Regions from separate parts of the Homo sapiens genome. Here region 2 is linked to region 1. Evidence: chromatin loops called from intact Hi-C (ENCODE). Cell type or tissue: endothelial cell of umbilical vein. All regions are shown on one strand. Each heading gives the region's core, and the rest is flanking DNA. Links, peaks and the distances in the headings are about the cores only.

Region 1 (15,270 bases), core at 8,288-10,787:
AAATTACCTTTAAGCTTCTCTTGAAACACTTGAATGGTGGCAGTTTATTCTCTCACATCCTTCATTCTAGATACAAATTTTGATCAACTTTTTATTAGTCAACTTTGCTCTGTGCAATCACATTCAAGCATTTAAGTATTTATTTACTAAAATCCCCGGTAGGGCTAACCAAACCAGTAGGTACTGTTGGGAGGGGAAGAGGAGTGGGGATCAGTGCAAAAGCAGGGGAGATAAAGGGGTAAGAAAAGGGGGAAAAGGAGAAAAGAGGTGGCAAGCCGAGAGGGAGGTGGGAAAAGGAAGGAGAAAGGGAACAGCTTAAAATCCAAAGGCTTTGGCTACACAACAGCAGACTAAAGTCTACTTTTCTCAGTATAAATACTGAGTAACTCATGAAGGAAAGTCAACATTCACACACATTTGTTATAATCAATACTCAGAAATATAATTCTCTGCAAACTGATGATCATGAGGAACCATAAGCCTGACAGTTTCTGTTGCTTTACCTTGACTTGGAGGCATGGCGGTTTTAGATTCAAGTGATGTAGGTTAAAATTTCAACTGAGTTATATGTTCCTGGACAGATTTCTTAGTCTCTCTAAAAATGTTTTCGTACCAGTAAAACAGATATAACCCTATCAACAAAGTTTATTTTTTAAATAGGAATTAAAGGAGAGAAGATATCTAAAATATCTATCCATTCAACTTATCTAATCTATTATTCCAAACATGTTAATGTGATCGCTTCAAATTTGGAGATCCAGGTAGTCCTATTTTTAGGTTGAGAAATATCACTTTTTTTCACTTTTAAAGACACTGATCATTTTTCAAGCTATGATGATTATTTATATGTTGGCTATTTAGCCCAAATTCAAAGCAGAGACACAATAATTTAGAAAGCTAACTGTCACTTATTGCTAACTTTGCCCACAATACCCACTTCCCTTAAAAATACTCCAACGGTTGCAATTCGAGATGACCACAGATGATTGTAGGTGTGCTGCTACTCTCTGACTAGCCCTCACCTCCAGACAGGCAATCCCTTCACGCGCCCGAGAAAGTGAATACCACTGCCTGGTACCAACTCTATTGCCACATGTATTAATAATGTGGTAACAGTTAATTAATAATAGCATAGCCCAAATGAAAGCCACACACAGGACTACAAATTTAAGAAAAATATTACATAAAATACCTATAATGGATTCTTTTAAATAGGTCTAAATAACCAAATTAATCCACAGAATAATGTTGGTGTCACCATCACAGCTATTTCTTAGCTTCCGAAATTATCTGTGCCTAGTCCTGGAAAGCTTTATCCTGTGCAATGCAAGAGGCAGAACTGGAAAACATGGAGAAGGTAAGACCTGTGCCCTACATTAATCTGCTCATCGAGAACAGCAGGAAAGGCCCTTCTATGGGGAGACCATGAGGAAATTTATCCTGCAGAAACTGGGTATCTGCAGATATTAGAAGAACGTTATGTTCCTACAGATGGATCCCGAGACTAAGCAAGTTCCCTCTTGCTCATTTACCACCACCCACCTCCAGATTAGAGGCTTGATGAGGCTTGCGGGTGGTGACAGAGGGGATGGGGCAAGAGTGCCTGAAATACTCAAAGCCCCAGTAAGTAGGCCCAGAAAGTGAGACAATAGAGCACAGTGATTACAAGGCCTATTTTATTTCAAGTAAGAGAGTGATGCTGGAGGATGACACAATGTAAAATGGCCTTAATAAAATGTCTGAATGATTGTAGAGGTAACTATCAATGGAGAAAAAAATGATTTCACAACTGCAAGTATTCTTAAAACACACACCTTTTTAAAAACCAATATTGCCTTTTATTTTATTTTATTTATTTATTTTTTGAGATGGAGTTTCCCTCTTGTTGCCCAGGCTGGAGTACAATGGTGTGATCTCGGCTCACTGTAACCTCCGCCTCCCAGGTTCAAGCGATTCTCCTGCCTCAGCCTCCCTAGTAGCTGGGATTACAGGCATGTGCCACCATGCTCGGCTAATTTTGTATTTTTAGTAGAGACGGGGTTTCTCCATGTTGGTTAGGCTGGTCTCGAACTCCTGACCTCAGGTGATCTACCTGCCTCGGCCTCCCAAAGTGCTGGGATTACAGGCATGAGCCACTGCACCTGGCCTTAATATTGCCTTTTAAAGATGGTAGTTTGAACATACATATTTATCTCCTCTGTTCTTTCCTAAAATCTCATAAGAGTGACATTAAAAGGATTTTTTTTAAAGGTATAAGCCCACAAAGATGAAGAGTAGATGATCCTAAAAATTTTTCTAAGTTAGAAAACAGCAACACTATACAGGGTAGCTATCTTGGCAAACCTGAGAAAACCAAATACTAAGCCACCAGTGGTGAAATCTGAGAGGCAACCTGATTAACATTTGACTTCCCAAAGGTTGCAGGGCCAGGGCTTTCCAGAAGTGCTAAGAGGAAGGCAGAGCACTGCACAGCCACCCCCTGAACTCTACCCACCTGCTGGCTGGCTGTGGTATTCTACAAAAATGTATTTGGTGTTTGGCTCCCAAAAAATCTTCGGCATCACCTAAGTGACAGAAGTGCCTTTTCTTCTTCATAATGAGCCCCTTTCAACCACATCTGAATTTACCCTAATGGGTTATTTAGGTAGAGCCCCTGGATAGCCTCAGATGGAGCTGGCCGACCAGCAGGAAGACCAAGTGACTAGAGGGGTGGAACTTTCAGCACCACCCACCAGCCTCCAGGAAGTGGGGTGGTGGGAGATGGAGCCCTATAAAAACTCTTCTGCAGTGAAATTCAGACAGCTTCTGGGTTGGTGAATACATGGAAGTGCTGAGAGGGTGGGGTGCCCACAGAAGGCACGAGAGCTCCGTGCACTCTCACCCACCCTCGCACCTTGCCCTTCCATTTGGCTGTTCCTGCGTTGTATCCTTTATAATAAACCAATAAACGTAAGTAAAATACGTTCCTGAGTTCTGTGAGACGTTCCTGCAAATGTATCAGACCTGGTGGGGGTACAGACCTTGTGGGAACCCCCAATTTACAGCGGGTCAGTCAGAAGAACAGATGTCCTGAAACGTGTGACTGGCATCTGAAGTGGAGACAGTCTTCTGAGACTGAGCTCTTTGACTTGTAGGATCTGATACTAACTCCAGGTAGAAAGTGTCAGAACTGAATTGAACTGCTGGACACTCAGAAGAACTGGAGTACTACTTGTTAGCGTTGGAAAACACCCCTCACTGCCTCTCCCCATCTTGGCAGATGGCTGGAGATTTATTATTTAGAAGCAGAAAAACGGAAGGTCTTGAGACTGGAGGGACTCACAGACACCACTGACAGTACAAATACAATACTAAAAATCAAAATTTGTCCACTCAAGTCAAGGTTTATTAGTAAATGTTAAGACTCCCAGGCTTACACCCTACAGGTATTAGAGTGGAGAGTATGATCTGGGGAATCTGACCAACCCATTGGTGGTGAGCAGGGAAGAAACAAATGCACAGATCCTGACACTGGCATTCCCAAACATCCTCACCAGGGGACCTTATGACAGAGCCCATGGTCATCGAGGACCTCATCCCGAGACTCCAATCAGCTTTTAAAAAGCTGGATCTTAAATCCAAACAGATAATCAAAGGCTTAGAGATATGTAAGGAAAACTCCTGACATCAAAAGCAGAAAACAAAGAGGTAAAAAGGAACTCAGAAGAAACATAAACTGTGTAGAGAAATAAAACCTGGGGGGTGGGTAGAAGAGGCAGGTAGTGAAGAAACTATCCTCAATATGAGAGGGATAAAAAATATCGCATCCACAAAATGAAAACAGGATGTCAGGAAAAATGAATATTCAAAAAATAAAGAGCTAATAAAAATTTAAAATAGGTTATAAATATTTTTAAGAAAACCAAAACAACAAACCAATAAATGAAAACCTACTCAATCTCATTTGTCATCAAGGAAATGTGAACTGAAATCACAAAAATATATCACCACACATCTGCTAGAATGACTAAAATTAAAAGGACTGCAACATTCTTGGACCACTCACCTGGGGGAAGCTGTAATAGCTGCTATGTCAGGAGGCAGCTCCGTGGTGAGGAGCTGAGGCTTCCTGCCAACAGCACTGTGAGTCTTCCAATCCCAGTAAAGCCTGAAGATGACTGTGGTCCCTGACATCCTGAGTACAACCACATGAGAGACTCTAGGCCAGAATCACCCAGCTAAACTGCTCTTAAATGCCTGACCCACAGGAAAACTAGCAGTATCTTCCAAATCTAAACATATGTATACACTATGATTCTGCTTTCCACTCCTAGGTACATACCCAGCAGAAATGCATACATATATGCAACAAAAGACATGTTCAAAGACATTCAAGCTGCATGCAGTGGCTCACATCTATAATCCCAGCACTTTGGGAGGTGGAGGTGGGAGGACTGCTTGAGCACAGGAGTTTGAGACCAGCCGGGGCAACATGGAGAAACCTCATCTCTACAAAGAATACAAAAATTAGCTGGGAGTGGTGGTGCGCACCTGTAATCCCAGCTACTTGGGAGGCTGAGGTGGGAGGATCACCTGAGGCCAGGTAGTTGAGGCTGCAGTGAACCATGACTGCGTGCCACCACACTCCAGCCTGGGCAACAGTGAAACCCTGTCTCAAAAAAAAAAAAAAGAAAAGAAAAGGAAAAAGGATATTCATAATAACAGTATTTGTACTATTCCCAAATTATAAACAATCCCAATGTCCATTAACATTAACAGTATTATGAGGCCAGGCACGTGCCTCATGCCTGTAATCCTAACACTTTGGAAGGCCAAGGCAGGAGGATCACTTGAGCTCATGAATTCAAGACCTGCCTGGGCAACATAGCAAGACCTTGTTTCTACTAAAAATAAAAAAAACTAGCCAGTCCTGGTGGAGTGCATCTGTAGTCTCAGCTACTGGGGAGGCTGAGGCAGGAGAATTACTTGAGCCCAGGAGGTCGAGGCTGCTGTGATCATGCCACTGCACTCCAGCCTGGGCAACAGAGCAAGACCCTATCTCAAGAAAAAAAAAAGCAGTAGAATGGATAGATGGTGGTATTCACACACCAAAATACTATACCAATAATGGAAAAAAAATTAACTACAGGTACATACAGCAACACAGGTGAAACTAAACAGAATACTGAAAAAAATAAGCAAGATACAGAAGAGTCCACATCTCTATTATGTAAAGTTTAAAAACAGACAAAACTAGATCAGGGTGTTAAAAGTCAGTGTAGACTTCTGGGAGGAAGGAGTAACTGTAAGGTAGCAAAAGTGGACCTTTTAGGGAGTGGGTCACATTCTGTTCTTCAACTGGATGGTGCTTAGAAGGTGTCACTTTGTAAAAAGTCTGTGAGCTCTGGACTCAAGATATATACATTTATACCTCAATAAAAATTTATTTTAAAATATTAATTAGAATAATTGCAAGGTAGAACCCAGGAAACCTCCCAGCAAGGAGAGCAAAAACACAGAGAAAGAAAGCAGGAAAAAAAAAAAAAAAGATGAAAACTGGACCTGTCCAGGAGACTGAACATCTAGGTAATAGGATTTCCAGAAAGAACTGAGAAAAATGGAAGAGGAGGTGATCAAAATAATTCAGGAAAAATTCAAGAAGAGAAATACAGGGATCACCTGTTTGACAGGGCCCACACCAAGTGTACAACCCAAATGGATGAATCTGCTTGGATTCATCACTCCAAAGCACCTCATCAAAACTGTCACAAAGTATTAATAATCAGATCAACACTAAATTCATCAACAGCCACACTGCAAGGTACCTACCTTAAGAGGTAGGTACCTACCAAGAGATAGCATTTCCTTAATCATTTCTTCCTCTACATCTTTCCTTTCCCCCAGGACAGGCAAACTACCATATAAAGAAACCGCTTACTCTCAATACTGCTAATTTCTGAGAGTTTAAAAATGAATCCCTCACTAGCCAAGACACCTCTGGAACCTCACCAAACAGGAGTGGATCACAAAGGTCCTGCAGTGGCTGTGGATTCTCTATCCTGGGTGCTCACTGCCCCTCTTAACCTAATCTGACTCTGCCAAAGTGGTTTAACACCTTTCAGGGAAACATGAGCTAAGAGGCCAAAATCACTAGGCAACCTTAGAACACAGTCGCAACAAAAAAGAAACAAACTGAATAATATTACCAACTAGGAAAGCAACATTTTTAGAAAAGATGAACCTCAAGTTATAAAATATATTAATAGGTATACTAATAGAAGAGATAAAAGAAAATATTAATATCTCAAATTCCAGCTGAATTTTTAAAGATAACTGATTAACTTACTCTAAAATTTATACAGAAGAATAGTTAGGTTAATCTTGAAAAGATGAACCAAAAAAAAAAAAAGAGTAACCTGTTCTACTAGATATCAATACATACTACAAAAACAAAATGGCTAAAAATACTAGAGCATGAACAGACACACGGACCAATGGAATAGAGAGTAAAGCAGATACACACACAGACTCACAATGTACACATACACACACAATATACATGCTGCTGTGCACTGAACTTTGTCTCCCCCCACCCCTAAATTCATATGTTGAAGCACTAGCCCCCAATGTGGTGGTATTTGGAGGTAGGACCTTTGGGAGGCAATTAGGTTTAGGTGAGGTCATGAGGGTGGGGCCCCCATGATGAGATTAGTGCCCTTGTAAGAGGAGGAAGAGAGACCAAAGTGAGCTCTCTCAGCCATGTAAGGACACAGCAAGAGGGTGGCCATCTGCAAGTCAGGAAGACGGCAGGCCCTCACCAGAACTTGACCATGCCAACATCCTGATCTTGGACTTCTAGCCTCCAAAACTGTGAGAAAATAAATTTCTGTGTAAGCCACCCACTCTATGACAGCACGAGTTTACTAAGACACTCATATATCCTATGACCCTACATTCCTGCTCCTGGGTTTATATGCCAAAGAGAGTCTGTCACAGGCCCATGAGAATGGCTTAAGATTAAGGATATAGATAAAACAAGGTGGCCATGAGTTGATCAGTGTTGAAAGTGGGTGATGTTGAAACATGGGGTTCATTACAGTGTTCTCTCCTTTCTTATACATGCTTAAAAATTTCTCTAATGAACCCAGATATCAGAAACAAAGATAGAAATTAAAATATGGGCTGCTTTAGTGGCCCACAAGGCACTTGACCTAGATACAAGCCCCTGGAGTTGAGGGCTGGGATTTTTAGGTCTAGTAGAGCTAAAAGAGGTGACCTTAAGCAGCTCAAGGAAAGAGAGCTGGGACTGAGCCCAGACCATCAAAGATCACTGTCTTTTAGAGAGAAGACTAAAAATATTCCATTTATAGTCTGCTGAAACAACAAAGAAAGTTAGCTTACATTAAAAGCCTTGGAAACAAAAAGATCAAACAGTCCTAACAAAAAATTAAAATCTAAGGCCAACATCATACCTGAATTTGTGGCCTAGATTTACCCCCACTTGAATGGTCTGGGAGCTCTAAGGTAAGAAAATAATATAAAAGCTAATCCAGGCAACAAAAACCCCTCAGGACCCAGCAGTAGTAAACACAAAATCCCTCAACAGAGATACTTTTGTGAGCTGGGGGACATGGGGACTCGAAGAGCAAATGAAACCACTGAAAATGAGTTCACAATAAAAAATTAAAACTCTAAGAAACAACAGACTACCCTGAGGGAGAATTTGATAACCTGAGAAGCAGAAGTGAAAAACAATTTAAAAACTCTAAGTATGTATAAAATGATTAAGTGCTTTTTTAAAAAAGAATGGGAAACAATGAAAAGAAAGCACAGGCCAACATGACTTCATCTCCCAAAGCATCATGCAATGGCTCCCGAATGCCCTGATTAAAGGCCAAAATTAGTACAATGGCCTGACAGGACAGTGACCACTCTTACCTCCCTGGCCTCATCTCCTGCTATCTTCCCACACCCCATCCCCCCATCACTCTGCTCCAGCTGTCCACGTACGGGATGGTCCCATCTCCACCTGAGGGCCTTGGCACTGGCAGTCTCTGATATCTGGAATACTTTCCCCAATATCTCCACATAGCTCACACCTTGACCCCTTCAGGTCTTTGCTCAAATATTACCTGATTTCTGAAGCTTTTCCTTACTAGAATTATTAAAACTGCAATCCCACTCACACCCTGGCATTCCCTTCCCTAGTTTATTTAGTTTTGTACAACACAGATCATGATCTGGCATATATATATTACAAATTTTTATTTTGTTTACTGTCTTTTACCCTCAATTACAATGTACAGTCGATGAGGACAAAGATTTTGTCTGCTTTGATCAGTGCAGGATCCTCAGAGCCCAGAACAAGGCTTATCATAAAGTAGGTGCTCAACAAATAATTTAACAAGAGGAAAAGAGAATGCAAAAAGATTGGGGAAATCAGAAAAGAGCCGATTGCTCTTGTAAAATATGAGGTAGAATTCTCTCATTCATTCATGCATGCATAAATACCCAAACATTTACTAAGTGGCTACTTTATACAAGGAAGTGTCAAGCTATTCTCTTCCTCACTTTGGAAATTCTTTCTTCTCCTAAAACATGACTGAAATTGACTTCCTCCATAATTTACCATAAAAGATTAGCATATTTTCTAAGTTAATAAAAGTACGCAATGTACTGAAAATCATCTTTTACAGTTCAGCTTCCTGTTCCTTATTTTTATTCTTCTTCAGAACTCATGTGCATGTCCACACCATCAACCATCAATTTCTATCTAACTATGTTTCTAAGTACAAACTCTCGTTCCCTACTTACTTACTTTCTGGGTTTTGAAAATATTCTACTTGTTGTTGATACCACTATAATCTTGGACATTGATATAGAAATGTAAAAAGTAGTAATTAAAATCTAACACTTGATCTGTGCCCAAGAATTAGCTAAGGAGCATTATTTAGGAAGACAAAAGCTGATGACTATAAATGTGACCATAATATTCACCTCTGCTAAATTCCAATTATTTTCTTATTAACATTTACATACATGTGCATTCTAGTGAAAACAGTCTGTGGTTCATATAAGACTTCAAAGAGACACAAAATGGCAAACAATATTACCATATGCCCTTGATAAAAATATCTGCTTACAATTCTCTTTGATTAGCTCAATAATTTTCAGATAATGATTATTTTTTTCTTTAATGTTACTATTAGGGCCAAGTAGTGTGTTGCCTCACCTTACGTAGTTAAAATTTGGAACTGTGCTGAGCTGAGCCCATGAATAATCAGAACTAAAAATCATTCTTAGGTTTACATCATAGGAGTTTCACAATTGCTATACCAGTGGTGTTTAAAATACTTTATTGTGTTGTTTAGGAAAAATTAACACACATACACAATACCAGTTTTTAATTCTAACTACAGCACACGCCTTTATGAAATAGTCACAGGGTATCAAACTGTTAAAGGTGTTTGTATAAAGTATAATACCATTCTGTTATTTATTACAAAAATGTTTCACCATATGATCCCCATTTAATAACTTATTTTAGAGGAGTTAAAGCTTTTATCAAGTTCTATGTAACACTGCCATCTAGTGCAGTGTTACTGCAGGCAATGCCTACTGAACTGCTGAGCATGCTCATTTCAGAAAGGGGAAAACAGCTTTAACATGGAAGCTTACAGTCTAGATTGAAGTTCTGTAAGAATTCGTAGTAATAATATGAAAAATGTAATTTATTTTGAATATTTTATTTTATAAATGTTTCAAATATGTCACCCTACCAACTCATTATTTAGCTCTTACCTTAATGGTGTCAGGATTTTCTCATTCTATTCCTCTTTAAGTATTTATAAAGACTTTCTGGAAGTACGTACTTCAAAATTTAAAAATACCCCTTGCTTATAAGAAAGCAAAAAATCAATCACTTAGATTATATAGAAAAAATATCAAACCTCTTTGTATTACAGAATTTGAGAAATATAATAATAACTCTACATTGCAGTGAATTATGTCCTGGAACAAGTTCTGCTGTACCAGTACTAGGCTGCACAGAACATCCTGGGAAATGCGGTCCCTTGGCTGGACTCCAATTAATTTCTCTAGTTCTCTAAGCCTACTTATGAATCTCACAATAAAGAAGAGCACAGAATCAGAATATAGCTCATTTAAACCACAGAATGCTCACGGTTTAAAGGGATTTCATAGGCACTCCATTTGTGGTACCTACCAATGAGTGGACTTCCTGCAACACCCCTGCCTCGCACTCTCCCAGCCACAGCCTGAGTATCCTCAGTGTCAAATTCAGCAGCTCCCAAGGGAGATCACCTCATCTTGAGACAGTGAGTGCTGCAAAGTTACTCCTTATGCCAAGCCCAAAGCTATATCCCGTAGCATGTCCCCGTGGTCTTCATTCACCACAGGCCATTCCCCCCTTATTTAACTCCTCTTTCACTGGGCAGCCCTTTCAACAGTGGAAGACAGTTCTGCCCCAGTTTCTTCTCTCTGGGGTAAGCAATGCCTGTTCTCCACCTGTTTCTCCCATGGCCAATCTCCATCTCCACCCCATCCTGATGCCAACCTGGACCACCAGCAACATCCTTGTTTCCCTGTAATCCTACAAATGGCATCTAGGGGCATATTAGTGTCAACTGGCAGTCACTCCATGATGCCATTTCACAAGCCAAACAACTCTATCATTCAGTGCCTCTACAGCTGATTTTTAAGACTCAAGAGAAAGACCTAATGTTCTCTCTCTTACCTTCTTTACCTTTTGTGTTTCTTTTTTTTTTTTTTTTTTTTTTTGAGACAGAGTCTCACTCTGTAGCCCAGGCTGAATGGAGTGCAGTGACAGGATCATGGCTCACTGCAGCCTCGGCCCTCCAGGCTCAGGTGATCCTCCCACCTCAGCCTCCTAGGTAGCTGAGACTACAGGCACATGCCACCACGCCTGGCTAATTTTTTGTATTTTATGTAAACACAAGGTTTTGCTATGTTGCCCAGGATGGTCTCCAGGACTCAAACGATCTGCCTGCCTTGGCCTCCCAAAATGCCGAGATTACAGGTGAGAGCCACCATGCCTGGCCTCCTTCTATGTTTCATATTTTGACTATAAAGCCCAAAACTCCAGCTTGCTGAGGCAGCTAATGTGTTAGAGCTATTGTTCTTCTGAGAAGACTGCTAGCAGCTCCCCGAAAACCCACTGTTCCCTTATCTCCAGGGACACAACTGCCCAGGTAAGATTACATCTCCCAGCCTCCCTGTGATTAGGTGTGGCCACGTGACCAAGTTCTTGCCAATGGTTTGGGAGCAGGAGTGACATCTGCAACCTTGAAGGCACCTGGGGAAAGGCAATCCCTCCTCCTGCATGCCCCTTCTTTCTTCCACACCAGCTGGAAGCAGAAGCCATGGAGCCTCCTTGGAAGGCACATGTTGAGGAAAGCAGAGGTGCTCCACCAGACCAGGCCCTTGACGACTTACCGGTACAGAGCCTGCCTACCCCACAGGGTGGTTACAAAAGTGAAATGAACATCTGCGCTCTTTGAGCCACTGTGTCAGCGGTTTGTTACAGAAGCTTAGCCTCCACCATTACTGAAATATCCTCCTAGTTTTTGTAATTTGCAAATCTGATGAGCAAACACACTATATTTTGGTATTTTTTATCACTGATAAAATATTAATCAGAACAGCAGGGACCAAGAATGCTACAAAAAGATAAATGTTACTCTTTCAATTTCAAATGACTATAATAATAAAGGCAGATACCTTTCAGAGCATAAGAAAGCAGCAGTAGCAAGTGGAAGGCTCTGAAGTGAGCAGACTCTGGAACAGAGCTAGTTTCTTCCTTCCTTACTTATATCCTCCTGGACAAGGCAAAGGTGCTGAGGACTGCAGGAAAATACTGCTTCGGCTTAAGTCATGAGGAAAGGTTCCAAAAGGACTCATTGATTTTACTCAGGATAACCTCCCCTCCCTTCCCCTCACCATTTAGAAATCTAAAGCTATGAAATTCATCCTTATCATCAAAATATGATAAATGAGCAAGCCTAAAATATGCTCCAAAAATTGCATCAAAGGACACAATCAACAAAGAAAAGAGGCACCCTACGGAGTAAGAGAAAAAATATTTGCAAATCATCTGATAAGGGATTAACATCTAGATTACATAAAGAGCTCCTACAGCTCAACAACCAAGAAAGATTAACAAATGGGCAAAGAACTTGAATAGGCAATTCTCTAAAGAAGAAATATATATAAATGGCCAAGAAGCCCATGAAAAGATTCTTGAAGTCACTCATCATCGGAAATGGAAATGAAACCACAATGAGACACCACCTTATGCCCATGAGGATGGCTACTACAGGAAAGGAAGGGAGGGAGGGGAGGGAAGGGCGAGTGTGAGAGAGGTGTGCCTGCGAGCCAAGATAGGGAGAAACTGGGCATTGTGTTGCTGGTGCAGCTGCTGGGGAAAACGATACAGCCATTCCCCAACAAACTAAAACCAGAATTACCACACGATCCGGCAATTTCACTTTCAGGGATATAACCCAAAAGAACTGAAAGTAGGGACTGAAGAGATATTTGCTGTATGATGGGTACAGGCTTTCAGTCTGGGAAGATGAAAATGTCCTGGAGGTTGGCTGCACAGCAGTGTGAATGAACTTAACACTACTGAACTGCACATTTAAACATGGTTAAGACGATAAATTGTCTAATACATATATATATATATTTAACATGTCAAATTTGTTCTAAGGCCACATTTATGTTTAATATCTTAGTATAATATCAGATACAAATAAGAGTTAAAATGGAATCTTCTCAAGGCCCTAGCCCAGGAATACACATAGTCCTACAGAGAAAAACTGTTTCCTAAAAAAGAGGATGCTTCCAAAGAGGGCAGAAATGGTCTACAAGCCAAAATGTTTTAGAGTAAGCTTGTCCAACCTGCAGCCCATGGGCCACATGGGCCCAGGACAGCTTTGAATGCAGTCCAACACAAATTAGTACACTTTCTTAAAATATTATGAGTTTTTTCCATGATTTTTTTTTTGATCATCAGCTATCATTAGTGTTAGTGTATTTTATGTGTGGCCCAAGACAGTTCTCCCAATGTGGCCAAGGGAAGCCAGAAGATTGGCCACCTTGTTTTAGAGGAATACATTCATATCTATTATATAAAGCTACATATTATATAGTATTATGTAATATAATATAGAAATATTCATAAAGTAACATTAAAATATTTTATAATATTCTACCAATTAATAGCTTTTAAAAAAAATTATTTCAATTTCAAAGAGACTTTAGAAGGGGTAAAGGTGAAGAGCTCCAAGACCCACTAATCATCTGTAGGTGGCAGTAGAAGCACAGTATTTATGTCAAAGCAGCCCTGAACTATCAATCGGTATGGAAAACCGGAGACCATACATAAGAAATCTGGATCTATTTCATATTCAAATAAACTGTGTGAGTACTCCTACATTCAATAAATTGCAACTAACTTCTCTGATACGAAACCTTTTTAACTTGCCCACTTTTACCTTAAAACCTCTACACAGCCAATCCCAATCTACCTATTTCTTTTTGTCTCATTATTTTATTTGGTACGTCTTTGTAATTGTATCTACCTAGAAACATTAGCCATTCATTTTTTGAGACATGGCATAACCTTTCTTACAGAAAAACACAAACACCAGTCGAATCCATATGCCTGTTAACTGAGGGCCTGCTGGGTGAAGCACTACTCTAGATGCGCTGAAACGTTTGAAGACGCACGTGCCAGGTCCTTGTTCACAAGGCACACACAAAACGAGAACAAGAAGAAGAAAAGGGGTGAAAGTGCAATCAGGGATCAGTACCCACATGACTGTCAAAGAGAGATGTGTCACAGATACTTCAAACTCCAGTTCTAAAACCTGTAATTACTGATCCTAAATCAAATGTTCCATTCATGTTAGAAGAGCAAATCCTACACCAGAGGCAGAAAGATGTAAGCCAACACAGTCTGAGAACCTTTTTTCCAAAGAAGCACAGCGGCAGCTGGCCTGTGGGTCTCAGGGTGGTCCTGCCTGCCTCCTTCCTTCCCTTCTCAGTTAAGACTCTCTTTAGACTGTGGCTTGCTGAGCGCAAGAAGCTGTATGAGCTGAAAGTCATAAACTTCTCATAAAGTCTACCCATACAAATGGTATTAGCAATAAGAAGATAACATTGCTGCAAATATTCAACTGAATGGAGTACTAGTTTTATTTTATAAGCATACAAGGGAGAGTTCTGGTAAATACCTTGTCTGAGTAACCAAAATCAATGCAGTTTTATTACCAAGAAAAAAACAACACGTCTTCCTCTAAAGGTTGATTATAATGTCTCCAAGAGGTCGACTTAAAAATAAATTTAAAATATGGTAAAAAACATACACACTGAAGAACAATTAAAAAAAAAAAAAAAAACAGCGATGGCAAAGATCAGGAACTAATGTGACCCCATCAGGGGACTGAGTGCTTTGCATTTAGAGTAGGCCCAAACTTCAGCAGACACATTCTTGGTTTTCCTCCCTGGGATGAGGACTTAGGAAATGCATCCTGGACGCATTCAGGCTTCCATGCAGCCTCCAAGCTCCTATCCTGCCGGCTCCTATCCACAGTCCTACAGAAATTCAGAGGAAGACCAAAGGTAAAATACTCTCTGCAATGCAAAGAGTTGGGGAGAGGAATGCCTTCAAATCACACAAGGCCGGAAGTGGATGACCCCTCACAGAAGGCCTCACCCAACTGCCCCTGGGGAGAGTGACCATCAGAGAAATGAGCTAACATGGTTAAGACAACCTGGTCAGTTAGTGGCACATGCTGGGCTCCTGCACAGCTATCCAGTCCCAGTCTAAAGACAGGAAAAATTTAAATAAGCTACAAAGAAAAAAAGGGGACAAACGAAGCCAAGAGAACTAGTGCTTAGTGTCTACAGCATGCACTTTACACAAGCTATAAGGCAGTTTTTAAATAGGAAAGGTAACACATATACAGAAAAGTACAGCATGCCAGAAAATCCATTTGCTTCTTTTCCCTTCCCTAGCCTGTTCTCTGTCCCAGAGGCTGGTGGGTCCAAACTCTATGCAAAGGCTCATGGGCCCCTGGCTTCCTGCTAACAGGAGCCTCAGGGGAGATTTAGGCCAAGAGGAACCTGAGGTCACAGTGTACATTTCCCTGGTTCCTTCCTGTAAGGGAACCTCAAGCTTACCGTCTCTCAAAAGAAAAGCACTGCTCCAAGACAGCTGACTTGACTGGGGTCTCTCCTTCCAAG
Region 2 (15,270 bases), core at 4,037-6,536, 51 kb before region 1:
AGAATGTGTATCAAGTAGACATTGTGCTAGGCACTGAAGATTATGAAGAATAACATAGAATTCCTATAAACTAAAAGGACTCTCCTACAATTCAATACCAAAAAACTAATAACCTAGTTTTAAAAATGGGCTAAGGACCTAAACAGACATTTCTCCAAAGAAGACATACAAATGGCCAATAGGTACATGAAAAAATGCTCAATGTCACTAATCATCAGGGAAATGCAAATCAAAACCACAATGTGGTATCACCTCACACCTGCTGGGATGGCTATTATAAAAAAACAAAAAACACCAAAAGACAAGTGTTGGTTAGGATGTGGGGAAAACTGGAACCCCTGTGCACAGTTGGCAGAAATGCAAATGATGCAACTATGGAAAACAGTATGGAGGTTCCTCAAAAAATTAAAAATAGAACTAATATGATCCAGCAATCCCACTATTGGGTATACATCCAAAAGAAATGAATCAGGATCTCAAAGAGGTCTCGGCACTCTCATGTCATCACCATGTTATTTGCAATAGCCAACATGGGGAAACAACCTAAGTGCCCATCAACAGACAAAGGGATGAAGAAAATGTGGTCCATGCATACAATGCAATACTATTCAGCCCTTCAAAAAGAAGGGCATTTTGTAATATGCAACAACATGGATGAAACATGAGGACCTATATGCTAAGTGAAACAAGCCAGTCACGGAAAGACAAATACTGCATGATTCCACTTATATGAGGTATATAAGATAGTCAATTTCACAGAATCAGAGAGTAAAATGGTGGTTGCTAGGGGCTGGGGGCAGAGGGAAAAGGAGAGTTAAAAATCAACAGGCATAAAGTTTCAGTTAAGCAAGAGCGATAAGCTCCAGAGATTCGCTGCACAACCCCATACCTATAGTCAACAATTATAAACTGTCACTTAAAAATTTAAGAGGAGAGCTCTCATAAATAAAGTCAGGACTGACTCAGGAAAAGGGTTGGGCCAGGACTTAAATGAGTAAGACTTCCTAGAAGAAGGGATATGTGAGTGAAATAGGGGATATAGTTGGAAGAAACTGCATGTGGTTATGCAAAGCTATCTTTTAAGAGCATAGACATAGGCCGGGCACTGTGGCTCATGTCTGTAATCCCAGCAATTTGGGAGGCCGAGGCGGGTGGATCACGAGGTCAGGAGATCAAGACCATCCTGCCTAACACGGTGAAACCCCGTCTCTACAAAAAACACAAAAAAATTAGCTGGGCATGGTGACAGGCGCCTGTAGTCCCAGCTACTTGGGAGGCTGAGGCAGGAGAATGGTGTGAACCCGGGAGGTGGAGCTTGCGGTGAACCAAGATCGCGCCACAGCACTCCAGCCTGGGTGACAGTGAGAGACTCCGTATCAAAAAAAAAAAAAAAAAAAAAAGAGCATAGACACTAAAGTTATGCTACCTACATTTGAATCCTGTCTCCACTACTTTTCAGCTACCTGGTGTTCTTGGCAAATTACAGTCATGTGTTGCTTAATGATAAGGACACATTCTGAGAAATGTGTTATGTGATCTGGTCATCGTGTGAACATTACAGAGTGTACTTACACAAACCTAGATGGGATATATATTTTCATTTATATATATTTTTTCATACAGAAAATCAAGTGTTCTGGCACCATGACTGAATATCAGTCATTTCCCCTACTTGATCTGCAGTGCCAACACTGAGTGCCATACACCAGGTTTCTACCTATGCTCCATTAGAATCCACAGGGCCACCACTGAATACGCACTCTGTTGTTGATCAAAACGTTGTTACGCAGTGCATGACTGTAGTTAATTTCCCTGTGCCTCAGTTTCTTCATCTATAATAGGGAGAATATTCCGTAGTTCCTCAGGTTTTTATGAGGGCTAATTAAAATAATGTTTGTAAAGTGCTTAGAAAAGAGTACTATTAGTCAGCTTTTTCTAAGTTATACTGTGGTAACAAATTATCAAATTTCAGTAGCTTATAACAAAGATTTCTTTCCTGTTCATGCTACATGTTGGTACAGCCCTGCTCCATTTGACTTCTTCATTCTGGAGTCTGAGGAGCTGCCCCTCTCCGGGCCCTGCTTTTCTCATGGCAAAGGGGACAGAGCAATGGTGGAACCAGGCAGTGGCTCTTCAAGCTTCTGCTTGGATGAAGCATTTGTCACTGCTGTTCATATTTTAGTGGCTAGTGTAAGTCAAACAACAAAACCTGATGTCAACAGGGCATGCAGAGGCCCTATAGGGAGGGCTTCAGTAGAGAGGGGCAGAACATATTTTGACCAAATATATTTGAACAAACAAAAATACTAGAGTAAAAAATCTACCACAAGTGTCTGGTACATACTAAGTGCTGTGTGTTTGTTAAAGAAAAATACTTGTTTGCACAATCATACAGAATCCTGAAAGTGGATGTTTGGGAATGGATTGTGTGTAGTTGGAGTGTATGGTTCACAGAAGTGACAGGGGTAGGTGAGGAGGTCGCATTTTGAAAGGAGGCTAGATTTTTGCCTACAGGTAGAACATAAGTTGCAATAATAAAATTTTATAGCTATTTTTATAAATTTTATAAGGCAATTCTATCTGCCAGCTTTATTAAGACAATGGCATCATTTCATTTATTCTGCACTGAGCATTTAAAAATCACACGTCAACTGGTCGCTACCTCCCTGTGTTAACAATGGCCTAAGACACCATTTGTCATCCTGGGCCTGAGTTGCAATTGCCACAAGGAAGAATATATTAATAGAAGGCTTCTTCCAGTTAGTCCTGGCTCCCTGTGGTCAGGAGTGGGAAAGGTAGCATAGAGAGGGAGGGAGGAAAAAGGAGAAAAGGGAGTGTATATGGATGAGTCAACGTGAATGTGAGTGTGTGTGGGGTGTACATTGGACAAGCACTGACATCACACTTGCTATTTTAATTATAAGGCACCCTCCAAATTTGGATGCTTCTTAAGAACCTGCTACTTGTCTTCAACTTCTACATGTGGTCCTTTCACAAGTCCCATCACCCTCATGGCTTTGGTCAGCCTTGAAATTTTTGTTTGTTTGTTTGTTTGTTTTTTGTAGAAACAGGGTTTTGCCATGTTGGCCAGGCTGGTGTTGAACTCTTGGGCTCAAGCGATCCACCTGCCTCAGTCTCCCAAAGTGCTGGGATTCCAGGCATGAGCCACTGTATCTGGTTAGCCTTGATTTTTCTTTGCAGTTCCTGTCCTCATTTTCAATGAACTACTAGAAAATAATCCAAATCTCTAAAGTAAGTTTAACTGGGAGGCTTGTGCATCAGAGGAGTTATCTGAGCTGCTACCTATACCACTCTTTGGTCAATGGAGAAGCAATCTAAGGGAAAAAAGGTTAAATAGGAGAAAAGGAAGCACGGAGAGAAGAGAGAGCTGGGCACAAGCAAAGGCGGCGCAGAGGAACTCACACCTACCATCCCTCGCCCAGAAGCAGGCCAGGGCCTCAAAACATACTCTAAAGATGCTTATGCTTCCACAGCAGGTTATGCTGTTTCCATTTGTTCACAGTTACTTTAAGACAGTGGTTTGGGTTTTTTTGTTTGTCTTTAAAAGTACTACAGAGGGAAGAGAGAAAGGCAAATCACAGCCCGCAAATGCGCTGTCTTGACTCCCTCCAGATGGCTCATTTTCCCTACCCCTGTCCTATGATCTACGAACCCTGATAAGGCTTCTGTAATCTTGCACCATCGTAAAGTGTTTCTTCTTGAAGTGCTTTAAAGATCCCCACTCCTTACAGAAAACAATCCAAACTCAGACCACATTTGAAGTCCCAAATCTTACTTTTGGGTGTAACAGATTGTTTTTTTTCCACACTAAGGCTGCTGGATCAGAGATAATCAAAGTCTGATATACTGTACATGACAAGTAACGAATGCAGGAAATGGGTACAGTGAAGGGCTGCGTTGAAGGGAGAAGTCTGAGGAATATAGGCCTGTTAATTCACTCTCAAACAGCTTAAAAGAGGGTCAAGTAAAGATAAATGTGTGAACTGTAAAAAGAAAATTGGCAAAAGAAGGCTCTTTCTATTTTAATCATGCCAGAATCAGATCAGTCCTGAGACCTCGGCTTTTGAGAATTAGGGTGCATCCCTGTGGTAATGACTCAGTACTATGATTCATAAAACTGTAGAAAATGAAGAAGTTCTGAGATGTAGATGGCTCAAAAGCTCTCTGCAGAACCACAAGAAGAATTTAAATGAAGTTCAGTAAGTAAGCAATGCTTTAAGGAAAAGTATTAATGTGTAAGAAAATTAGTGGAATTATGAATATGTAAAGACTGACTTCAATTTTTGAAGGTCTCTCACCAGACATCTAGAAGAACAGTTGATACGGTCACTGAAATGTTGAAGTATTTGTTTAAACTGATATATGTCACTTGGCTGTAATAGCCAAGCTTTCCAATTACAATTTTGCAACATTTCATGAAAAGTCCTATTTTAAATACTAAATGTTTGCATTAAAAATCAGAACTGTCAAATGAGGAAAAAGGTAACACAAAAACATTTATCAATGATACATGTGAATAATCTTACAGTCATCTTTAAGTACAAGAGAATCCCCCTCACCTTTCCTGGGCAGCAGCTGGAGTCTCTACTGGATAACAAAATAGGACTGAGGTCTGACAGCCATCCTGGGCAAACTAACTTACTATTGCTCCTGTAAGCTAAAAACTGTCTTCCCTCAACTCAGAAAAATGATTTAGTTATTTTCTGTGATATCACTGAAGATAAAAAGTGGTCAACTTACCTAGTAAAATACTGTACTGACATAATTTATCAACCTTCTATTTTAATCAGTGGAATATTTTAAAGTTATATATTCAAAGACATCTATAATTATGCAAGAATAAGGGACACCGAGGAGAGATTAAAAACTAGCCTAGGCCAGACACGGTGGCTCACGCCTATAATCCCAGCACTTTGAGGCAGATGGATCCCCTGACGTCAGGAGTTCGAGACCAGCCTGGCCAACATGGTGAAACCTCGTCTCTACTAAAAATACAAAAAAAGTAGCCGGGCTTGGTGGCGTGCACCTGCAATTCCAGCTACTTGGGAGGCTGAGGCACGAGAATCACTTGAACCCGGGAGGCAGTGGTTGCAGTGAGCCAAGATCATGCCACTACACTCCAGCCTGAGTGACACAGCGAGCCTGTCTCCAAAACAAAAAAGCTAGCCTAAACAAAATAAATCAACCAGTACCTAGCTAAATAAAATAAGCTCAATCCAAAGTTGGCAGCTTTCCAGAAAAGCATGAGTAAAGTTTTTGGTTTCTATGACAGCAAATAACAAATTACTCATGTTTCATACAAATATCTTTGTTTAAAAAATACTCTTTTTCTTAAAAACCACATTAATTGCCAGAATGAAATAAAATCATTGCTTAACACACATGGTTAAGTGAATTACTGGTTTCAATACTAAAATGTGAAATCTCATCAACAGGTTTTGTAACATTCCCCAAAACACTGAATATCATCTATAATTATAATTATCTGTGCATTTCTTTTGCATAGTAAGAATTTTATTTTGTTAGTATTTTATTTAGCATAAATATCTCCCCAAAAAGGGAAGTCACTTGATCTATAAAGGAAGAGGGGAAGTCATGTTGAGCAAGAGACATCTGGAATAGGCAGACTGTGGCTTTGTGAATCTCAGGCTTGGATCCTATAGTCAGTGGTGTGTAAATCAAACACTCACAAATAATACTGATATTGTCTTTTACAATCTTCCTTATCTAAAGTATGCCACATCACAGTAAATATTTCATAATAAAAATGAGAATTTTCTAGACAAAGAAAGAAAATGTTCCTTAGGTTCAAAACAAGCACCAACATTTATGGTATAGGAACATAGGAAAACTGGCCATGATTCATGAATATTAATTATTTTAAATAAACAGTCATCTAATTATGGTAAAATAGTAATAAAGAACAAGGTTAATATGAAGATTTATCAGATTTTTTGTCATAGTAGAAGGCCGGTAACTTTGGCTGAATCAATGACTGTAAAAGGCTCAGAAATGTTTATTATTAGTAGGGTTCTTTAAAATGCTACATTATCTTTGAATTATATTCCAAACACACTGTAATTCTATTCACCCTTCTGAAACAAGGGATTTTTTTTGGTCAAGAATTTTATTTTAAACGTCTGATTCCTTTTAAAAAGTTAAAACAGGTACCCCACTACCTGTTAAACATGTGTACCGGAAAAGACTATAATCATAACATATAATTTTAGATTTTAAAAAGACTATAAAGAGATGAAAAATGCAACCTCCAATTTTAGTGCACTGAATGTCACACAATGCAACTTTCTGAGGAGACAGCAGGCACTTAAAGCTAGGAGTCTAAAAAAAGAATAAAGAAAGAAAATGGAATGTGTTTTAAAAAACTGAGTCACATAAGAGTTACTAAGGAAGGGGACAAATATGGAGAGTAAAAGAATTAATAGTAACTAACACAATGAAATCGTATACAATAAGGTACTTCAATATTTGAATGCTTTTGGAAAATATTTAAAACAGAACTCAAAACCATTACTGCTAAGTGAAACAAATATGCCATGGAACAAACAGTACATCCTCAGGCATCTCTCATGATCAAAGCAATGAGCTCCTTCTTTGCTGTTCTCAGGCTGGTTAAGTCTTCCTCAGTCACGCAACAGTTCTAACTGGGTGAGCCTAGACTTGGGGGAGTCTGGCACCTGTGTCCCAGAGAATCAGTCTAACCCCAGGATGGCCCTAAGCCACCACAAGTCTCAAGAATACCAGACGGATAGCTTAGGTGTTTTGAAGACTTCACAATAGGGTTTAGCTCTGTGGTCCTGAAGCCAAATCAGGTATCTGGGTAGATGTGAAAATTTTTAGGGAGGAGAAAACAAAGTGACTTGGAGCCCCAGAATATTGGCTGCAAGCATATCAGCTGTGGGGAACAAAGGCGTGAATTTTAAGCAAAGAATGAACACAGAAAAGGAATAATACAGAGAGCTTAAAGGAAGAAGAGGGGTAAGCAGGCGTACAGGATGACACACTAGCCCCAAATACCAGTCATTCACCCAAGAAACAAGGATAGTGATAATTTATTTGAAATGTGTACAGTGATTGCAGTGAAATGTGTATTATTATGAATCCATTCTGTCATTTAAGTCTTTTCTAAGAAAGAAATAAAATCTATGCTCTATAACCGCTAGTTAAAATTTATTTTTATAAATCTGGAGGTTTAAATTTAAGTCATGGATGAAGAATAAAACTCCACTTCATGCTCTAATTTTTTTTAATACCTCACAGAGAATTTAGGACAAACGCTTATTATTAAAATACAATAGCATAGACAAGATGAAAAAATTCCAGCAAACATACTGAGGTTGCTTGGTTCATTCCCTTCTTCCATGATGAGACTTTGGTCAGGTCCAACCCACCTGACTTTCCAGTTGGCATTATTTTTTTCCCTCGTGTGACAATGTCTTTTTACAAAATGAGCAGACTATCTCTCCTTATTTTTAGTAAGTCCAACTTCTTCATTTTCAGGCTTTTTTTTTTTCTATGATTTAAAAACAACACTGACAAGCCCAGCTAAAACTTTCATCAAAATTACCTTGAAAGCACAAACTGGCCTCCTTTGTCTCAATTTTCCCTGTGACTGGCCTTTTTTTTTTTTTTTTTTTTGAGATGGAGTCTCACTCTGTCGCCCAGGCTGGAGAGCAATGGCGCCACCTCGGCTCACTGCAAGCTCCACCTCTCGGGTTCCACGCCATTCTCCTGCCTCAGCCTCCTGAGTAGCTGGGACTACAGGCGCCTGCCACCACGCCCAGCAAATTTTTCTGTATTTTTAGCAGAGATGGGGTTTCATCATGTCAGCCAGGATGGTCTCGATCTCCTGACCTCATGATCTGCCCGCCTCAGCCTCCCAGAGTGCTGGGATTACAGGCGTGAGTCACTGCGCCTGGCCGTGACTGGCCCTTTTTAATCACCACAGAAGTAACATTGAGCCAGACCTGCCATGGGTTAAAAGAATGTTGAGAGCCGGGTGCAGCGGCTCATGCCTGTAATCCCAGCACTTTGGGAGGCTGAGGCGGGCAGAACACCTGAGGTCAGGAGTTTGAGACCAGCCTGACCAACATGGAGAAACCCCATCTCTACTAAAAATACAAAATTATCCAGGCGTGGTGGCACACACCTGTAATCCCAGCTACTCTGGAGGCTAAGGCAGGAGAATCACTCGAATCCGGGAGGCAGAGGTTGTGGTGAGCTGAGATCGAGCCATTGCACTCCAGCCTGGGCAACAAGAGTGAAATTCTGTCTCAAAAAAAAAGAATGGTGAGACAGTTGAATATGACGCACAATCTAAATAGGACAATTTTCCTAATGTTTTTACAGGAGAGAGAGAGAATTGGGTGTAAAAGGGTAGTCACACTTACAAGTCCACTTATGGCTACAATCCAGATGTAGGAACCAGAGGTGAAAAGCTATAAAAGAAAAAAAAAAGGCAACTAAAAATAAAATTCAACTGCCAGTCACAGCACACTTATTTTTACATAACTATAGTCATGACCATTTATATAAAGTATTAATTATATATGCCATAATACAGAGAAGCAAATGGAAAATTAGTAAATATCAACTGTTACTTAAAAGAAAATTATATATTAATTTTTTTTATTCAGACATCAGACTTTGTATAGCCTAAAACAAGTTGAACCTGGCCCACACCCCATGCAAAGAAAAATAAATGAAACCCAAGTATGATGTTATTTACAAATTTCAACTGACTTAAAGTAAAATACTACATATAAAGAAATTATTAGAATTAACAACATACAAAACAGGTAATCACCATCCCATGCTTGGCAATGATGTGATATTTATGTAAATAACTTTCTCATTTTAATTTCTTAACATTGTCACCCTAAATTTAGATGGGAAGAACCCTGCCAGCCTACTTAGGTCTATGTCCAATGGTAACTTTCTCAAGTGTTGATATTCTCATTCTAGTTCACCCAAGGAAGAGCAAACTAAATAACAGAACAAAGTTAATTAATGGCAAAAGTAATTAGAATTAGATCTCATGAAATTCTTCCCTTTGTTTTCCAAATCGTTTATATCTTAGAGTTGTGCTCAGGGTAATTAAAAAAAAATCATAAGGACTCTGAAAGTGTTCCTGCAACAAAGAAATGATTTGTGGGTTATTGTTGGTTAATTTTTAGAACTTCAGATTGGGGGTTTACTTCTGATTGTGGAAGAAGAGGCAGGATACTCAGGCAGGACAGCCCAGGTTCATCGCTGGCATTGTGCTAGATGAAAACCTCAAAGTTCTGCACACTTACCAAGGACACACAGAAAGAAGACAGACACAAAAGGTAAGAGTTGACACACTCAGATAAAGAGGCTGGCAAGCTTTGCTCTAGTGATAGGCTCAGTTAGAAATGAGCACAGGCTGCAACTTTAAATCTGAACCTTTGATGTAGCACGGACGTTTGTTCAGTGGAAATGACTCTGATAATAATAAGGATGGAACCATGTAGACAAATATTTTGCTGTAATTTTCTTCTAAAAATAGAAAGAATAACAGACTAGCTAACACTTTCTATGTGTCAGGCATTGCTCTCAAGGCACTTCAGTAAAACCGAGTGGTTAAGCAATTTGCCACAGGTCAACAGCTAGCAGGTGGTGGGCTGGAGTGTATCCAGGACTGGCTCTACAGCCATGCTCTCCACTCTTCCAGGTCTCATACGCAAGTAAAAAGAGCGTATCATTTTGTCATTGAAAAAGTAATTTCCTCTGGGTTCTGAAGCCTCTCATTGCCTGTGTGGTCCCCATTATGTCTGCCTATGTCTTCACAGTATCTGTGTGTTTTCTCATGGCTGGGCTCCTTGAGGACAGGGGCTACATCTCACCCAGTGGGTGATACTGATTTAAGTATTGGATGGCTTGAGAGCCCACAACGTCATAGCCCATTGCACAGGGCATGATGTTATGGGCTCTCAAGTCATTGGATACTTAAATGAGCCTTAAGCATTTTGGCTCTTCCGATTATGATTCAAGTCTTCATTCATTCATTCATTCATTCATCCATTCATTCATTCATTCAACAATGTCCCTGGTTGTAGTGGGGAGAGACAAAGGCACAGAAACACATGCAAAGGCTTGGAGGGGAGGGAGGCAGGTGGAGGACAGACATTTTAGCACAAAGGAGTTCAGTTACACTCCTTCAAGGTGGGCACAGGGGGAGTTGACACCAGACAGTCAAGAAGAACCCTGCATGCCATTCATGCTAAGGACCTAGATTTTATCAAGGAGGCAATGAGGCATCTCCACCTCTATTTTCTGATCTCAACTTCTCCCTCTCAAAGTTACCGGAAATATTACAAAAATATTGGAAATTTATATTATTTTGAAAAACTATCCGTGGTAGTTGCATCTACCTTTCTGCTTTCGGCAGGGCTAAGGGGGATCCCTCATGGTGAGCTGTGTAACACTGTGGAAACGGCACTAGATATTAGGTTGGTGGAAAAGTAACTGCAGTTTTTGCCTTACTTTAATGGCAAAAACCGCAATTACTTTTGCACCAACCTACTACAATGGCCCCGTGATGAAGGCCATGCTGTGCCTCTTCATCCAACTAAGACCCCCTTTCCCCGAGAGATGAAACATACTACTTGCTTTATGCCAAAAACAAAACAAGAAATACATTTACAATCTCAGAAAAATGAATAGTGGTAGCTATAGAGATATAAATTATTAATTAATAGTAACCAATTGACTTAACTCTTATTATCTGTTCAGATTACACTAAACACTTCATGCTATCTTTAAAATACCTCTGTAAGGTAGATATTATCATCCCCATTTGATAGATGGGGAAATGGGGGCTCAGAAAAAGTAAGTGACAAAGCAAATCATTACCAGACCAAGTCATTAAACCGAAATTCAACAACCTGGCTCCAAAGACTTTCCACAATGCCACACTGAACTCCTACTCCACAATTAATAAAACAGTGTTTTCATTCTCAAAGATTCTACATAGCTTTAGAGTTGGAAGAACTATACAGTGAATGTGAGGCTCAGAGGGTTTCCATGACTCAACCCAAGTCTCATGGCTGGAGACAGCCATGCTAGGACTAGAACTTGGGTCTCCTGAGGGAGGTCTGGAGTGCTCTTCGAATTCCACATGGCCTCTGTCACAACAACTTTAAAAATATTAAATCTGCTATAGCAAATCCTACTCATAAGAATCAAATGCAGAAACGGGCTATTTGGTTACATGGATATCAGGTAGGATCAGGGGGCGTGTAACGGTACGGGGGTTGAGAGATGGAGAATAAAAAGATTTCATGAGAAACGGTTGTAAAAGTGGTAAGAAAACGCCCCAGATGAGCCATTGATAACACATGACAGCAGACTGGAGAAGTGAGAGGAAATGCTAAAGGTTAAAAGGGGAGGGAGGAAGGCATTCTGAAGTGACGCCAGTATCCGGTTAGAGTGCGTGGGATAAGGAATGTTATGAGTATTAATCAGTGGATCAAAAGGCCAAGCGACACATGGTGACACAGGAAGCTGTAGAATAAAACTACATCAAAAGCCGTGAGAGTAAAAGAAAAGTGACAGGTAGTACAGATAGAAAACTGAAAATCATTCTCCTACCACAGACCTGGAGCCCAGCAGGGAGCAATTGACATTCGCTGAGGATTGGCAAAGAAGCTTTTCAAATGTAACCTGGACAGTAGTACTCTAGTAGTCTTCACAGCAAACCATTTAGCAAATGGTGACGCTACCATCACAGCTTCACAAACAAGGAAATAATCAAGCTGACAATGCTTCTTGAAAACCCCAAAGCTCGGGTTGGTAGAGCACACCGGGTTTCTTCTTCAGAGCTTTATTTGCGACACTGTATTCAATAAATTAATTTTGACACTGATTTTCTACTTTCTACTTTTTGATTGTTCTCATTTGTTTCCACTTCATACTATGATTGTTAAAAAGTACGCACATGCAATTGTACAATGAAATGAAAATATTTTCCACAGATACAAATTACAGTGAAAGCTCTTATCAGATTTCTAAAGACTATGAAAGTATTCTAGTATCTTCTATACCTTGATGTTCTTGTTCTGTAACACTTCCTTTAAACATTTGATATAGATCATGAAGCCAAGATTATGGGGGGAAAAAAACCATTGTTTTCAAGGAGATCAAATGAGAAAAAGACCAAAAAAAAAAAAAAAAAAGATCTGGTTAAAGAAAAGTGAACATAAAAATGCATACTGTACCTGCAGTCCCAATATATAAATCAATGTCTTGTTTGTGATGGACAACGGACCCAGAATTTGTGCCACTTGGACTCTTGGTATGGAGCAGTAAAATGGTACAAACAGAGCAAACACAGGTGCCAGGCTATGCAAACAAATAAAAAAAAATCACTATAATAGTGAATTTTAAACACAAATGGCAGATGTATCTTTGAAGTAACACTGCTTATAATTTTATTTCAGTCTGAAAGCATGGTCTTAGATATACATATTGATTTTCAAATATGATTCATGTCCAAAATAATTTGTACTTATAGAACACTTTATGAAAACTCTAATCATTCTATCCTTATTGACCCTCCTGAAACCACTGCAAAGAAGTGGTTCAGCACCTACTAAGTGTGAGAAAAGTGGAGGCTATGTTTTCTTCCCAGGTATTACTAAAATCTAATGAGAGAAACTAGACAAATCGAAAGCAGCAAACATTAGAATTCTTCAGTCAAATCCAAAAGCCTCATCTCAAGCCCTGTCCAGTGATCTGTCGCCATGGCACTGGCACGGTTCACCTCTGGCCCTCCCTTCCTCACATTCCTTCCTCCCTTTGTCTGAAACCCTGCTTCTCAGTGGTTGCCCAGTGATTTCTTACACCACTCTTCTGGCTTCTCCATGGTTCCATTATAGCCTTTTCTTCTTGCTCTCTCATCTCCTCATACAATCTCAACCCTTTCTATAGCTTGGGCTAAGAAAATGAAGTGAGACCTAAAACTGCCTGCCCACCCCTCACCTGGTTCTGAATGTCAATTTGACACCTTCACCTTGACAGATTCAAAAGTCTTATGTGTCTTTCTACTTACAGTCTTGCTTCTCTCTAATCCATTTCTTAACATTGTTGGCAGTACTCTCTTCCTAAAATACAACTCTGATCACAACACTCCCTTGCTTAAAAACCCTTCCTTCCGGCCGGGCGTAGTGTCTCACGCCTGTAATCCCAGCACTTTGGGAGGCCGAGGCGGGCGGATCATGAGGTCAGGAGATGGAGACCATCCTGGCTAACACGGTGAAACCCCGTCTCTACTAAAAATACATAAAATTAGCCGGGCTTGGTGGTGGGCACCTGTAGTCCCAGCTACTACTCGGGAGGCTGAGGCAGGAGAATGGCGTGAATCCAGGAGGCAGAGCTTGCAGTGAGCCAAGATCGCGCCACTGCACTCCAGCCTGGGCGACAGAGCGAGACTCCGTCTCAAAAAACAAACAAACAAACAAAAACAAAAAAAAATAAAAAACAAAACAAAAAAACCCTTCCTTCCATAGGCTCCAGTATCCAAAGATAAAATGCTTCATAAAGATGTGATGGCAAAGCTCCCCAGTTCGCTTTCATCACTGGAGTCTGCCACCACTGTCCTCCTCTCTGCTTCCCCTCATCTGGCCCAACACACACAAGGCCCTCTCAAAAATCCACACAGCTGCTCCCTGAACACGCTGGCTGCTTTGACTCTCCACTGACGCAGGTTCTGCTTTCCACTTTCCTGCCTAGGAAACTCAGCTTGTGCAACACTGCTCAGCTCTTCCCACAAGACTTCTCTGACTCCTCCTGGCAGCTGGTGGCTCTCCTCGTGGCCCCCAAGCTATGTCAGTTTCACCACTGCAATGAATCAGTGAATCAAATGCGTGCCAAGGATGTCACGGTAAGATGCCCAGCACAGGAGCTACAACTACGTCCAAGAGAAAGAAGCAGTCCTTGACCTCAAGGAACTCATCACAGGACGGAAATCTTACATTCCTACAAGTGCTAGGCAGGTAATATGAATGAGTAGAGTGGTTTGGGCACAAGCTTGCACCTGTTTTCCATTAAACACTTGGCTTAATTACTCAGTCTGTGTTTTATTTTCCCACTTTTGGGAAAATGGCACCAGAAAAAAAAGAATTATTTCATTATCACGAGAAAAATGCAAAACATATGTTTCACTTCTACAAAGAACTGTCCTTGGTGCCATTTTTGTGGAAACACAGGACCCTCCTGGCCTCTTGCGCAATTTCTCATCCTTGATAGAGACTACGTTATTTTAAAAAATGCACTGTCCTCTCAATTCTACTGTTAAAAACAAAACCAAACCAAAATACAACACACACAAAACAAATGTGATAAATGGCAGCCGCATCAACTGCTATCAACACAAACGCAGCAAATGCTAGAACAGGGAAAACTCCAGCCAGTAAGGCCTAAGTGCAGGCACTGTGTCAGGACTGGGGACACAGAGATGTGAGATACACCTGGCTAGCCATCCAGTGAGAAGGATGGCAGGGACTGGGTGGCAGACGGAGGTGCACGGCACAGCGGGTTCCTACCCCCACTTGCCCAGTCTAGAATTCCTCACGTATCAGTCCTTCTTCCCAGGCTGAGCACCCCAGGACAGGGAAGAAGAGGCAGTCCTGGTTCTCCTAGCACCTGGCACAATGCTTGGCACAGTTTAGGAGCTCACTACATTTAGGGCCACAAAATAATCCTTATTCTAGAACAACTGTATGACTCACATTTGAATTGACTATACAGAGTTCTCAAAAACCTCCCATTAGATTATTAATTCTGAGAGAAAGCATCATATTTTATCTAGGTTTGCCAAATGCAGATTCTTATACATGATCCATATTCAATATTGGTTGGATTTTTTAAAATTAACAAAGCAGTTTTTAAATACTACACAGAAGAACTGCTTTTGTCCAATTATAAACCCAAGCACAACTGATTAAAACAGCTGGGCCTTCTTTTCATGGAAAAGTATGAGTTAGTCACTCCTGGGCATAAATCTTCCAATGCCTCCCCACCTACAGTCATGACAAAGACGTCCCAGGCCCTGAATCTCCATCCCCATTCTGATCCTGTGCTCCGCAGGACAGCACCTTCTCAGAGAGGTCCTCCCTGACTGCCCCATTTCAAACCGCACCTCCCGCCCTCACAGCCTTCCCCCTCTGCATTCTCTACTCTCTTCCTGACTGTCCTCCCCCACAGCACTTA

What was found. A loop is a pair of places that touch in the nucleus more often than their neighbours do. Peaks named below come from ENCODE experiments on the same cell type or tissue, not always from the same donor. Only the 100,000 strongest peaks of a DNase experiment are listed, where the experiment ranks them.
Region 2: a loop joins it to region 1, with 4 times the contacts of the local background. A loop is called at or near these places in 6 of 110 quality-filtered maps.

What each region holds. Positions count from the first base shown.
Region 1 is chr13:99,264,121-99,279,390 of GRCh38, reverse strand. All of the region lies in intron 4 of UBAC2 (UBA domain containing 2), which reads right to left. Among named protein-coding and RNA genes, the nearest start is that of GPR18, 13 kb to the right of the region's middle. In endothelial cell of umbilical vein, for the core only: a CTCF peak has its summit at 9,573 (motif pointing left); a DNase peak (open chromatin) is centred at 9,580.
Region 2 is chr13:99,311,229-99,326,498 of GRCh38, reverse strand. UBAC2 (UBA domain containing 2) reads right to left here. Exons shown (of 9, transcript NM_001144072.2): 5 at 12,279-12,402; 6 at 8,430-8,477. Among named protein-coding and RNA genes, the nearest start is that of GPR183, 11 kb to the right of the region's middle. RefSeq lists an enhancer at 11,137-12,336. In endothelial cell of umbilical vein, for the core only: no CTCF peak of the experiment used is centred there; a DNase peak (open chromatin) is centred at 5,248; H3K27ac peaks cover 1,602 bases.